Linked DNA regions of Mus musculus: region 2 is linked to region 1. Evidence: chromatin contacts called from ENCODE POLR2A ChIA-PET data. All regions are on one chromosome and are shown on one strand. Each heading gives the region's core, a stretch centred on a gene start or an enhancer-like site at or near the end of the contact. The rest is flanking DNA. Distances are from core to core; before and after follow the strand shown. Region 1 holds the start of Ddx5 (DEAD box helicase 5). Region 2 holds the start of Ddx42 (DEAD box helicase 42).

Region 1 (6,899 bases), core at 2,110-4,609:
CTCTTATTTGATCCACAATTTTCCTTATCTGGGGTTCAAATCCCATATCAAGCATCCTATCAGCTTCATCAAGGACAAGGTAAGTTGTTCTTCTCAGATTGGTTTTCCCACACTCTAAAAAGTCAATCAGTCTTCCAGGTGTTGCAATACAGATTTCCACACCTTTAATTAAATAAATAAAAAGGAGTAGATGCTTTAACTATAATACACAAAACCATCATCTCCATCAGTGACAAAGATCCCCCTTTATGGTCACACACCTCTTTCCAAATCACGAATCTGTGGTCCTTTGGGAGCACCACCATAGATGCAAGTAGACTTCAAGCGACAAGCTCGACAATATTCAGCAGCCACTTGCTGCACCTGCTGTGCCAGTTCTCGAGTTGGTGCCAGCACCAAGCACTAAGTTTGAAAAACAAAAAAAAGTGTTTAGTATAAAACAGTTTACTAAGACCCTATGTCTTCGTGTGTTGGGAATTAGAATTCAGGTGGTCATAAGACTTTTTTTTGAGACAGTGTCTCCTGAATTCTCCAGTTTCTACCTCCCAGGCACTATTCTCAGGATAAAATTTTTGTGTGTGGAAGCACATGGAGAAACCAGAAGGCAACTTTTGCAAGTTGGTCTCTCCTTGTGGTAGTTGATCTTGATCAGGCTCATGACAAGTATCTATAATTGGCTGATCCAACTAACTGTCTTTGGATACTAATTTTTTCCCCCCGAGATAGGGTTTCTTTGTGTAGCTCTGGCTGTCCTGGAACTCAGAAATCCACCTGCCTCTGCCTCCCCAGTGCTGTGATTAAAGGTGTGTGCCACCACGCCTGGGCTGGATACTAATTTTAAGTGGCTAGTTTATACTGGCAACCCTATATTCCCTATATGAAAGTCAAAGGAGTTTTAGCAAATATGGTGGGAAACTTAAGATAATACTTACAATAGGCCCATCACCTCTCTCTAGGAATGGCTGGTGGTTTATGTGTACAATGGCAGGCAGCAAATACTATTGAAGAGTAAAAATAATAGAAATTGGATTAAAATAGTTATATATCTAAGGTCACCTCTGCCACAATTTATCAAGTTTTCCTAGACTTACAGATAATGTTTTCCCAGATCCAGTCTGAGCTACTCCAACCATATCCAATCCACTGAGAGCAACTGGCCAGCCCTGAGCTTGAATAGCAGTGGGTTCAGTAAAGTTCTGCCTTGCAATCACATCCATGACATTCGCTGCAACCAACAATACCATTTTAAAAACAAATTTATAAGCAAGGGGGGGGGGGGAAATGAAAGGATAAAGATGAAAGTTAGTCCTTACCAGGAAAGTTTGCTTCATAAAAATTCAGAACAGGTTTTGGACAGTTGTGACCTCTAACTGTAATTTCCTTGCTTCTTCTGTATGTATCTACCTCTTGCTGAAAAACAAATTATCTCAGCCTCAGACTTCTGCCATGCTCCCTATAGCTCAATAAACTTTTAAACATACTTATTTCTAAAAATCTGGACCCATAAATAAGAACTCTACTTGGCAACAAAAATTAATAATTAATTTATAATACTTATTTAAATGAAAATTGAGTCTCTATGAAGCCCAATAGACTGCTAAACCTGTTTCCCCAGTGACAGGATTAAAATAGGGCACCATATATCACAAGAAAAATTCAATGGAAGTGCACCACAAGCAACTCTCCATTTGCAAGGCACCTATTACATTTCCATCTAATTGACTAGAAGCAGTTACTGAGTTACAGCATGAAGAAGCCACATTTATAAACTCACTGCGGTGCGCCTTGCCAAATCAGGGTGTTCTTGATAAAAATTCTTCTCAAATTTGGGCAGCTCATCAAGATTCCACTTCTTTTTAACTAGTTTCTCCCCAGGATTTCCAAACTTCTTTCCAGAGAGGGGTCCTGTTCTACTCCCTCCAAATCGAGGTGCACCAAACCTACACACACACAAAACAAAAGTTGGGCACATTGTGAAAGATACTGCATGAACAGGTTTGCCCTCACATTTCATCTGCTGCCTTTTGATAGAGCCAAAGTGTGCTTCTGGAATCCTTCCCAACTGTCATTCTAAGGACAGCCACAACTGGCAGCGTTTCTTTTCTGAAGTCCCAAGCACACTCTACTGAGGCCAAATAAACATCGTGGGTTTATCAGGTGGCAAACAGCCCAAACATCTGACCAGATTACAAGGACAAGAGTTAGAGCCTCCATCTTCTCTCCCCACAGAGCTTAGGCATTAGCGTCTAGGAGCTGGGCAAGAAGGGAGGAGCTTAGGAAGGTTATTTTTGCCCGTTTTCATCAAAGGACCTAATCTTAAAGAAATAACGGGGCCGCAAAGGCAATGTGAGCAGCTGAACGAGGCTAGCACGGCGGACAGGGTAGAAAGGGGAACAGGCGCCAGCGAGCCGAGTCTAGGGAAACGCCGCGAACGGCTGCAAACCAAGGTAACAAAATTATATAACGCGAGGGAGAAAAAGAGGAGGAGCCGAAAGCAACCGGGGGAGGAGTCCCGGCCCGGGCGGCGTTCCCGCTGGGGCGGCGCTTCCTTCTTTGTCTCGCATTTCTCTCTGCGCCACATTTTCTCGCCGCTGCCATTTTGAGCTCCTCCGCCGGGCGGGGTAACAAAGGCGCCGCCGCCATGTCCGAGGCCGGCATTTTGTGGCTGCGGCTCCGCCACATGGCCGAATCCGCCGGCGTAGGCCACCCAACGGGGCACAGGGGACCTCGAAAGCGCCCCTTCTTTCCCCCGGGGATACCGGAAGGGGGGGCCCCCCTCAAAAAACAACCCAACGAAAGATTGCGCAAACGACGCCGGGAACCGCCTCAAAGGCGCGGCGCTTCCCGACCGAAAACACTCCTCCGGGTTTCCCTCAACAGCCGCGAGGTCGCCGGGCCGCCCCGGGTCCCGGCCCACCCTCCCGGACCAAAAAAAAAAAAAAAAAAAAAAAAAAAAAGGTTGAACGCCATTACCCGAAGCGTAGCCTTTAACGGCTTTTAACCGGACGTGTGACAAAAGCCAGGCCTCCTTTCAGGAAGGGAAAAAAAAAAATCTAAAGGTCGGTTGGGAAGGCGAGCCTTCGGCCGCGCCGCTCTCCCATCCCCCACCCGGCCTGACAGGTCTCTTGTCACACTCACCCTCGATCCCGGCCGCGGTCTCGGTCACTAGAATAACTCGACATGGCGTCAATGGTGGCGGTGTGCGGGCGGAACCCAGTGAAAGTAGAATCCTGCGGCGACGAGTCGCGGAGAGAAGGCCTCGGCGACGGCGAAGCCTCTGCGGGGGCGTCACCAGCGGAGGGGCCGGTGGTGTCGAGGGCCGGAGCTGCGAGGGCAAGGACCGATGGAAATGAATGAGGTGCCGGCTGCGTCCCGGCAGCCGCTTTTATAGTCTGGACCGCCTCCTCGCCGCAAAGCACGCTGGGAGCCGCTCTATGACCTAATCACCCCGCCCCCCTGGCTCGGAGGCCCTCAACGCCCGCCCGCCCGGGTTCCGGAATCCGCCATGTTCTCGCCCCTCCCCCTCCGCGGGCGGGCGCTCCCTCCCCGGCGCCCGTTTATTACTCGCTTCACGACTGGGTGACACCACTAGAATGCCTCGCCCCGACGCCCTTTTGGCGACACCGCCGTCTCTCGTCTCGCTACACCTCAGACAAGCTGCTTCCCCGTGGCCAGACGGTCCTTAAAATGGCCAGCGCCAGCCATTCCACCGACTCTACTTGAAGATGTTTACGTCTCCACAGACTCCCCCCACGCCCATAACCGAAGGAGACCAGGGAGGCGGAGCTTGGCCTCATCACGTGATCGGACCCAGGGCAAGGCGGATCGCACTACTTCCTCGCTTGGTCTCTCGGCGGAGGAACACCAAACCACCAACTCACCGGAAGCGCGGCTCCAACGCCCCCGGGGAGATCGGCCGGGCTGCTGGGTGACCTGGCTGCCCTGCCCGCCGATCTGAGAACCCGTAAGCGGGATCTTGACCGCGGGGAATGGTATCTGGAGCCCGCAAACTGCCGCCTCAGCGCGTGCTGCGAGGAAGTGCTCCTCTGCTGTCCAATCAGCGTCGAGAAGCCGTTTTAACGTCCCTCCCTCTTCCACCCCTCCTTCCCCGCTCGCTAGTGTCTGCCCCCTCCTCCTCCCGTCGGCTCGACCGAGTTCGACCCTTCTGGGACACCGTCGCCCGCGCTCTCGTCTTGGAGTCCGGCCGCGACCTCTCCTGGCAGTATGGCCAGCTCAGAGGCTGGTGAGTCTCGGCCTGGAGCCCTGGTGGTTTTGTACTGCAGCATTCCGCGGACCTTGGGCTGAATCTGAACCGCGTCTGCGCCGCTGCGGAGGCTCGGGACTGTCGGACACTAGTTGCAGTCGCGCGCGCGGTGGGGGGGGGGGTTCTATGAATTTAGGGTCTCAGCCTCGAAACCTCTTGCGGTTTCCAGACGTGGAACTGAGACTTGGGATGAGATAGGAACTCTTTGTCGAGCCTGGGACACCCGCATCCTGTCTATATAGAGCAGTCAAGATCCTTTCTTGGATCCGAATTTTTGTGGGGTATCTATCCACAGACTGTCTCTCTTTCCCCTTGCTTTGTTTGGACTAAGGCAGAACTTATCTTTATATTGATTTTTTTTTCCTTTTTGAGGCATAGCACTCATAAGTTCTTTTGATGCCCTCTAGAGTAACTGGCATTTTCTAGTACTGCCTTTGAAAAGCCAATTGATTCGGTTGTCTAGGACGCTTTCCTCTCTTTCCAAAATGGTTGTCATGGCTTGGTCAGCTGTGCGACATAGGCATCGGGAAGAGGGCATACTGGGCATGACATATTCAGACTATTGTCTCCAGAGCGTGTGTCAGTACTGGAAATGTGGCCAGTTCCAGTCATTTCAAGATTCAGGGGTTTCAAGTTTTGGAATTATTGCTGAAATCCTTAACCTTAGTCCTGCACTATCTAGGGAAGGGCAAGAGCTGGTTTTGGAAAACAATTAATGTGCTAATTTAGAACTTAGCGATTTGGGTTTTTTTTTTCTTCATTTTTTACCTTCGTATACATCAAATATAATAAAAGGAAAACTAACAAATGCATTAGTGTCGGTGTTGTCATTATTCAAGTTCCTAACAGCCTAAATTAATCCCTTATTTGGGCACCCGAGAGATCTTAACTTACACAAGATAATTGGGTAAAAACATGTCTAAAACTATTGGGAATTCTGAGCCACCTCCGTTAGTTTCTAGCAACTTTTAGATTATCATTTACAGCTGACTTATGACATTCCTGGTTACCTATAAATTTATTGTAACTAAAAACACCCATGTGAGTATAAAAATACTGGCAAATAGGATTTTAGGTTACAAGAATAAGAGTTGGGTTGGAACAGCTGTTTTGACTTCAAAGAAGCTAGCTAGCACAGGAAATTATCTTAAATACATCTTTTGAGAACTTGCCTGGTTGAGTCTTTGAAATTTCATAAGAGTCCTTATCTTGTACAGTTTCCAATGTATATTCTTGTGCAGCAGTGATTTTTAAATGTACATATATATGACTTTCTCTATTGCTATTGAAGACTGATTTCCCCCTCCTCCCACCCCACTTCTTCCCCAACAGAATGGGTAACAATTGCCAATAACCTCCTTTTTAAATGTCACATACACCTGAGGATACACGAACTTCAAGACTGTGATGCTAATGTTTTTATTGCCCTTTATCAATCCATTTTGGGAGAAAAGGTACCAGGTAAGGGTACTGAAAAGTGAGAATAATTTTATGTCTTAGGTCACAGGTTTCCTTTGACATAGAATTTTGTTTCCCTTTCAATATCTTATTTCTATCCAAATATGGTGCAAGTTGCTTTAATGAGTACAGTATGGACCTCACCCATAATAATAGCCATGATTAAATAAATGGTTTGGCGTTTATTTGAATTAATCCCCATTTGACTCAATCTCATATAGTTCATTCATGCCTTTAAAAACGTTATTTCTGTAACTACCTTCAAGATTCTAAATTTGAATAGGTCTTGAAATTTATTGGATCTTAACTACTGATTATAGATAAGAATTAACATTATAGTGAAGTGTGTTGGCCAGGCTGGTCTACATAGTGAATTCTAAAGTTACATAGTCCTTGTTTCTAAAAGGGAAAAAAAATGTTGTTTGTATTTGGTTAACCTAATTTACTGAGAAGATAGCTAATTCATGCTGTAGTGGTGCATGCTTTTAATCCCAGCACTGGAGAGGCAGAAGGAAGGTAGATCTCTCCACAGAGATGGGGTCCAGCCTGGTCCACAGATTGAGTAAATGAAAATAGCCAGTAAATGTGACTAACTGTGACTGCTTATTTTCTTTTAGGTGCCAGATCATTTGCATGTGTCCTCTGTTAAATATCACAGACCCCTTATCTTTAGAATCCTTACTGCTCCTTCCTTTGGCTCTGAGAAAGCATTACTATAAAATGCCTCTGCCTCTGCCTCTGCCTCTGCCTCTGCCTCTGCCTCTGCCTCTGCCTCTGCCTCTGCCTCTGCCTCTGCCTCTGCCTCTGCCTCTCGAGCACCAGGAGCAAAGGCATGCACCACTACACCCACCTTCAATACCAGAGAGACACTTGGCTTGCTGTTGAGATCTCTCCATACTCTCTATGTGTGCTTTAGCTTTTATGCCAGCTATTCCCAGAAGATGCTTGTAACGGCCTTTAAGAGGCCTACCTGAGCACCTGCTGTGGTTTGCTGCTCTTGATTCTTGAGACAGTATCACTGTGTAGCCTCAGTTGGCCTAGAACTTGCTATGTGGACCAGGCTGTACTTTGCCTTCTGAATGAATGCTGGAATTAAAGGCATGTGCCACCATGTCTAGCTGATTTGGGATTTAATTTTTTGCTTTACTTTGTCAAGGAAAGCGGCTCATAGTTAGGG
Region 2 (6,899 bases), core at 2,647-5,146, 570 kb before region 1:
AAAACACTCATACACATAAAAATAAATAAATCTTAAAAACAAAAGCCCCACCTGGGTATCTGCATCTTCGAAATCACCTTCTTGGCTTTCATCCTGCCCTTCCAACTCCACGGTGGCCTCGTCCTCGTCATCTTCAGTGCTGATCACTCGCTGAGGCGACTCCGTAACAGAATCTTCCATGACGTCCTCAAACTCAGCAAAATCATTATCATCATACTCTACTATGTCTTCCTCATCTTCGAAATCATCAAACTTGGCTTCCGAGACACTCCCAAACACCAAGAGGACCACACAGAAAGCATAGAAGGCTTTCATTGCACCTTAAAAACAAGCTGTGAGAAACAGTGTATGCTAAGTGAACGACCCTTGCACATGCGTGATTATTGTCTTTTGTAAATTGTTAAGTCATTTAAGAGCCAGGTAGGAGTTGTGGTACATGCTTGTGATCCCATTACTTGGGAGGTAGAAAGAGGATCAGAAGTCCAAGGCAAGGCCTGCCTACAGGCTGACCCTTACTTAGAAAAATAAAACAATCTCACAAATGCCTCCTGCTTTTCTCTTCCTCAATACTCATGGATTCTGAAAGCCCTACGTAAAGGAAACAATGAGCCGAAGCCAAGAGGTATGGGGTCTATCCAGATCCTATCAGTAAAAACAAGGATACACAATTGATTTCTTTTGGTTCAATTCTCTAAAATCTTTCTGTATATTATACATTCCATAGTTTTTTTTCCCCCCTCAAAAATATTTTTGAAGCCGGGCATAGCGGCACACGCCTTTAATCCCAACACTTGGGAGGCAGAGGCAGGTGGATTTCTGAGTCTGAGGTCAGCCTGGTCTACAGAGTGAGTTCCAGTACAGCCAGGGCTATACAGAAAAACCCTGTCTCAAAAAACCAAAAAAGTATTTTTGAGAGACTATTAAAACCTTTCTAGGGTCTGGAGAGATGGGTCAACAGTTAAGAGCACTGGTTGCTCTTCCAGAAGACCCAGGTTCAATTCCCAGCACCAACATGGCAGCTTACTACTGTCTGCAACTCCAGCTCTCGGGAATCCAACACCTTCACACAGTCATGCATACAGGCAAAACACCAAAGTGCATAAAATAAAAATAAATAAATTATTCTTAAAAATCCTTTATAAAAGAACTAAAGACTATAGAGAATAAGATACAATTATGGATATGTAAATAGTTACAAAATAATCCATAAATAAAAACCACGCAGACTGGAAAGAAGCCAGTGTAACTCTTGTCATTCTTGTGACATACATAAGGTTGGCTTCACCATCAGTACTAAAAGAGACAGCCATTTACCTACAGACCAACTGTAGATCTGTGTTTGGCCTGCAGACACGTTCTCCTGAACACACACTTGCTCAGATCACCGCAAGTGTGAACACTTAAGTACAGAAAGAAGATGCATCAGTCCAACTACCACGTTACTCCACGGGCTCAGACTGAAGGTACTGATTTTGTATGAAATCACAGAGTACAATGCAAAAATATTTCCAACCAACAAAAGCATTTATGCTACATTTTCAATTCTGCTCCCTAATCTAAACACCAGTCCTATATCTTTAATTATCTAAAAAACAAAACAAAAACAATAAACATCTGTTTTTAAGCATTGAAATTCAGCCTAAAGGATAGATGCGTGTAAGAGTTTTATTACTGATAGGGTATGTGTATTACGACTGATGATTAAACTAGAAGTTGTCTTCTGACCTCTCCATGCACAGCGATATAATACCTCCCCCTTTATATATGCCTGACCCAAATAAATAAATTAATGTAATTTTTAAAATGTTACAAAGGGAGGCTGGGGATGTAACTCAAGCTGTTGAGACTGTCTAAATTGATAGCAGGACCATATAAGATTGGGTGTGGCGGTTTACTCCTGTAATCCCAGCACTTGGGAGACTGAGGCCGAGAGTCCAAGGCCATCTTCTTCTACATAGTGAGTCCAGGCTTCAGGAGACCCCTGTCTCAAAAGCTCCAAGGGGCCGGTAGGGTGGGTGAGGTATCCCAGTACTCAGGAGTCAAATGCAGGCACATGTCCAAATTCAAGGCTAGCCAGGACTACATAGCGAGACCCTATACTTAAGGGGGTGGGGGTGGTGGCAGGTATAGTAGTTCCAGTGGCCTGCCCTGCCTTGTCCTACATAGTGATATTAGGCCAGCCTGCAAGAGTAAGAGGCACTGCCTCAAAGAACAAAGAGCGTCTGCTTTAGTGGCTCCCTGTCCAAGCAGAAGTAACTACATATCCCTGTCAATTTGACAGTCTGGCCATTTCAGTCTATACCAGGAGTGTTCACAACACAGAAGTGTTTCTAATGGAATTCATACAGGCTCCCTCAAGGTTATTTATGTTAAAATTATCCAAGCCATTTGTGCACTGGCTTTCTGATAAGACTCAGCTGGACCTGTCAACCCATTTCTCAGATGCACAGCTCTCTGCCAGGCCATCCAGCCTCTAGGACTTCTGAAGCAGAAAACACTAGACTCCAAGCCAGGCACAACATTAACACACCCATCTTGATTATCTTCCGCAAGCTCTCTCAGTAAAAAGGAGTATATGTAGCAATCATTGCTTGTCCTCCCAGGCCTCTGTGGCATCAGTCAAAATGATGAAATTTCTAGAAATGATGTAGACATTACTGTCACCTTACAAAGTAAAGTGTTGGTTACAAATAACTTGCATGTTAGAAACCTTCGGGTAAGGTCGACTCTAGAAGCGGTTGCTTCCGTGAAACTTCTAGTGTCTAGTCCTAGGTCCACCACGGAGAAGCCTAGTTCGATGCTCTTTTATTCTTCTGGCTACACACCAGATATTTTCTCAGATTTTGTCCTGTTGGTTGGGATCTACTCGAAACCTTCCCCCAAATCTTCCTAAAGCCCAACATAAAATGGAGCAGAAAAGGATGGACAGAGGTTTAGTCTTTTTTTTTTTCTTTTAATTCTGGAAAGATAAGTTGAGGGTATTGATGCATGTCACCACCGGCCGGACTTAAAGGGTTGGTTAGGAGGGAAACAGTACCTGGCTCTGCGGCCATGCAACTTAGTCACCGCTCGGCCTGGCACGGTCACACCGACTGGAATGTCATGGCCCCGCTACCTACCTGCACCCGAGGCTGCAACCGGGCCCGGGGCTCCTGAGGCCACTACCTCCAACCAGCCTGCCTTTGTCTGGTTTCTGTCTTCAGGTCGCAAAGATAATCTGCGGGCCGCGATGTCACTGAACAGCCCAGAACAGGTAGCTCAGTCACGGCACCCTACTCTTCACGTAGCTTCAGCCGTCCGTTACGTAGAATGCGTACAGCTAGTTTGCGCCTGCGCGCGGGGTGGGGGCGGGGCGCGGCCTTCAGGACATCCGCGCAAGGCGAGCTAGGGCTGCTGGGAAAATTACGTAACCCCCAGCGTCCCCTGGGCTACAAGTGCTCTAACTAGCGGAGGCTGCGTTTCTCCCGTAGGGTTCCGTCCGTCGGGTAGACGTCACTTTGATCGGATGCTCCGGAAGCTAAAGGTGGCCATAGTCTATGGGGCCATGTGGACAGAGGCATGAAGGGAAATGTTGCCCGAGTCGTGGGTTTTTTGTGTTGCTTTGGTTTTTGGCAAGGGACAAGAGCTAAGGGAAGGTGGACATTCTTATGTAAATGAAGTTTCCAATCAACACCTTATTACCTTGAGTTTTTCGGGCGGTTCCCCATCGCCGCGGCTCTCTTCATTGCAGACTCCCTCACTACACGACCCAGACACAATCCTCACCCAGGACCAGATTCCCGTCCGGGGTGTGTGACGTAGTTATGTTGCGTTCCGGAATCGGAAGAGCGGCATTAATTGGCGCCTTTCGGCAGCCGTAGCCCCAGCCCCACCCTTCGGCTCGCGCTCTACTTAGCGCGCATGTCAGACGCTCCCCCCACCCTACCCCCAGTCAGCAACGGGCCGTGAGGCGGCGGCGAAGGGGGCGGAGGAAGAGCGCGGCTGGACGCGGTCCCGCACCGCGCGTACGCAGGGCCGCGGGGGTTCTTTCGCGCCGACTGGAGTAGCAACTGCGTCTGCAGCCGCGGCAGCGGGTTTGGGTGAAGGGCTCGCCAGACGCAGTGCCGCTAGCCCGGGGGACACGAGAGGTAACTGGGGCCTGGCGAGGGCGGAGGAACCTCGGCCTCGTTTAACAAAGAATCGGCAGAGCCTGGGGACCCGGGTGGCTGCGGGGGTCCGGGCAGGGATGGGTACGCGATCTGGAGCCCCGAGGTGGCCCTCTGGAGCTACGTTGCCTTCCCACGGCTCTGCTCCTTGCACGTCTTAACGAGGCCCACTTGGCGGCTTTCCGGAGGCGGTGCTTGATGGGCTCCAGGAAGGGATTTTTCAGGGTGCTGGGCTCCGAAGCTGTGAGAGCCAGTGGAGGAGTATTGATCCTTGTAGGTAGCTGTTGGGGATTGCGGACCCACAAATGGAGGCGGGGAGGGTCTCGGTAGCGGAGGTTGACAGATTAGAAGGCTGTGATAGTCATTGATCTTTGTGAAACCTTGAGTAGATCATGATTAACATCATCACCATAGTTACAAACTTTTTGCGGCCTACTTGAGCCTACCTGATTTGAATAATATATATGGGTTGAAAACCTGTATCAGAATCGTAAGGAAAAAATTATACTAGTCAAGTTTGGAAGCATATATAAACTTTTCTGTCATCTTAGCTTTTTCCCTTTTCACCCCTACCCCTTTAGGCTGTGGTTTTGTGGCTTTCCTACTGTGTTGTTGTTGTTGTTACTATTTGCAAGTGTTATTTCTGTATTGTCTCCTACACATACCTGAACAGCTATTAAGCTGAACAATTATTAAGTAGAGTAGATATTATGTCTTTTTCTTTTTCTTTTTTTTCTTCCTTCGAGACAGGGTTTCTCTGTAGCCCTGGCTGTCCTGGAATTCACTCTATAGACCAGGCTGGCCTCGAACTCAGAGATCCACCTGCCTCTGCCTCCCAAGTGCTGGGATTAAAGGCGTGCATCACCACCCGTCGTGGGTGGTAGGTTATGTCTTAATTCGTTTAAACTTTGTAGAGTCCAATCCTGTTCTGACAGGTGGGAAGTGAACAGTAAGTCTGATATAAAAATTTATTCTTCCAGGGCGAAAATGTTATTTTACTTTACCTAGAAGGAGAATTGCAGTGATTCATTTAAAAATAAAATTGTTATTGCCTTGCCTCTGTGCCTGTTCTCTCTTGAATTGCTTAAGTGTTAAATCTATGACCACTGCACTCATGAGACTCTTTATATACATTTTTTGGACGTATTATTTTGTTTGTCTTTGTTTTTGTTTTTTCAAGACAGGGCTTTTCTGTATAGCTCTTGTTGTTCTGGAACTCACTCTGTAGACCAGGCTGGCCTGGAACTCAGAAATCTGCCTGCCTCTGCCTCCCAAGTGCTGGGATTAAAGGCATGCGCCACCACTGCCCGGCACGTTATTTCTTTATGTATGTTTATCATGCCCTCCTGTAGAGGTTAGAGGCCAACCTCTGGGAGTTGGTTTTCTCCTTCCACTATGTAGGTCCTCAGGATGGAATTCTGGTCAGGCGATTAATCTGTAGAACCATTTTACCAGTCCATTTATGAAACTTTCTAAAGAAGAAGGAGAGATGTGTGTTATGCTTTATGTTAAAGAGTAGTCTGTACCAGCAAAGGAGGCTTGGGAGAAGCTGCAATAGAGTAGTCAGGGAAAGCCCTTTCTGGTATCTAACAGATATTTAGGCAAGCTAGAAAATGGTGAGAGCATCTAACCACGGAGGTATCTGGAGAAAGGAATGTTCTGAGCAGGTGGACAGCAATCATGAAGGCCTTGAAGGGGACAAAGCTGGGCCTGTTAGAGGAGCAGTGTGTTTGTAGCACTTAGCAAATGAAGGAATGAGAAGATGAGGATGAAGATGAGATGAAGGATGAGACCGTAAAGGAAGAAAGGAAAACAAAGCAACTAGGGCCTTGTAGACGGTTTTGAAGATTTTGTCCTCATTCTGCATGAAATGGGGCTGTCTGAGCAGAGGAGTGCTAAATCTGACTTACATTGTAATTCAGTTCCATTCACTGTAATGTAGATTGTGATAATATAATGTAGTCTGTTTCAAAGTTCCAAGTTGTCCTTGGCTTTGTTAAAACTGATAGGAAAGGGGTGCTTTTCAGACAACTCTCACCACTCCCCTCACTCACATTTTATTAGATTTGGAATGTGATGAAAGTCTTGGTAAATGAGCTAAATACCTAATAAAAAAAAAAATGAAAAAAAAAAAAAAAAAAAAAGAAAGTCTTGGGTATTTGACAGCTTTGCATTACATTAAAGAAAGTGACAAAATTATAATTTGAATATAGCTATTTTTTATTCTGTTTTAATTTCCTATTAAGCCATTAAAAAACTAACTGGCTCAACAGTGTTTAAGATGTTCTTACTAAGCAGATTATTAAGTAGAGTAGATATTAACCAACTGTCATTGTAGCTCTCTTATGAAGCTTACCCCACTCTTTTACTCAGTGATCTTGATATCGTAAGTGGTGCTTGACCCTTGAATGGGAATCTGAGTTAAGAGATCTGATATTATCAATTTATCAATGGGGAGATTGCTTTCTGGAGAAATGATAACTATGCCTATAGTGTGGGTTGCACTGTATTGCCATACTTCACTCAATATATTTGAGTTTTATTTATTGAATTTGGTCCAGAGTCTCACTCTTTAGGTCATGTTGATCTAGAGCTCACTTTATAGCCCAGGTTAGTCTTTAACACACAGTATCCTCTCTGTCAGCCTCTTGAATGCTGAAGCATGGGTCACTACACATTTTTCCCCATTATTTTGGAGTAAAAACCTAGTAGTAAGGTGTATGATAGTCTCACCATTTTGCAAATGGAAAATCT

What was found. ChIA-PET counts read pairs that join two places held with the same protein, here RNA polymerase II (POLR2A).
Region 2: POLR2A ChIA-PET joins it to region 1 with 10 read pairs in Patski. The contact joins the promoter of Ddx42 here to the promoter of Ddx5 in region 1. POLR2A ChIA-PET finds 5 or more read pairs at or near these places in 3 of 5 experiments (Patski and embryonic stem cell).

The regions. Positions count from the first base shown.
Region 1 is chr11:106,785,135-106,792,033 of GRCm38, forward strand. Ddx5 (DEAD box helicase 5) reads right to left here and starts at 3,360. Exons shown (of 13, transcript NM_007840.3): 1 at 3,139-3,360; 2 at 1,775-1,940; 3 at 1,314-1,410; 4 at 1,092-1,225; 5 at 933-998; 6 at 261-402; 7 at 2-162. The coding sequence starts at 3,182. It overlaps Cep95 (centrosomal protein 95), which reads left to right and starts at 4,118. Exons shown (of 20, transcript NM_177088.3): 1 at 4,118-4,243; 2 at 5,597-5,725. The coding sequence starts at 4,225.
Region 2 is chr11:106,213,030-106,219,928 of GRCm38, forward strand. Ddx42 (DEAD box helicase 42) reads left to right here and starts at 3,897. Exons shown (of 18, transcript NM_028074.4): 1 at 3,897-4,127. Ccdc47 (coiled-coil domain containing 47) reads right to left here and starts at 3,338. Exons shown (of 13, transcript NM_026009.2): 1 at 3,120-3,338; 2 at 52-332. The coding sequence starts at 315.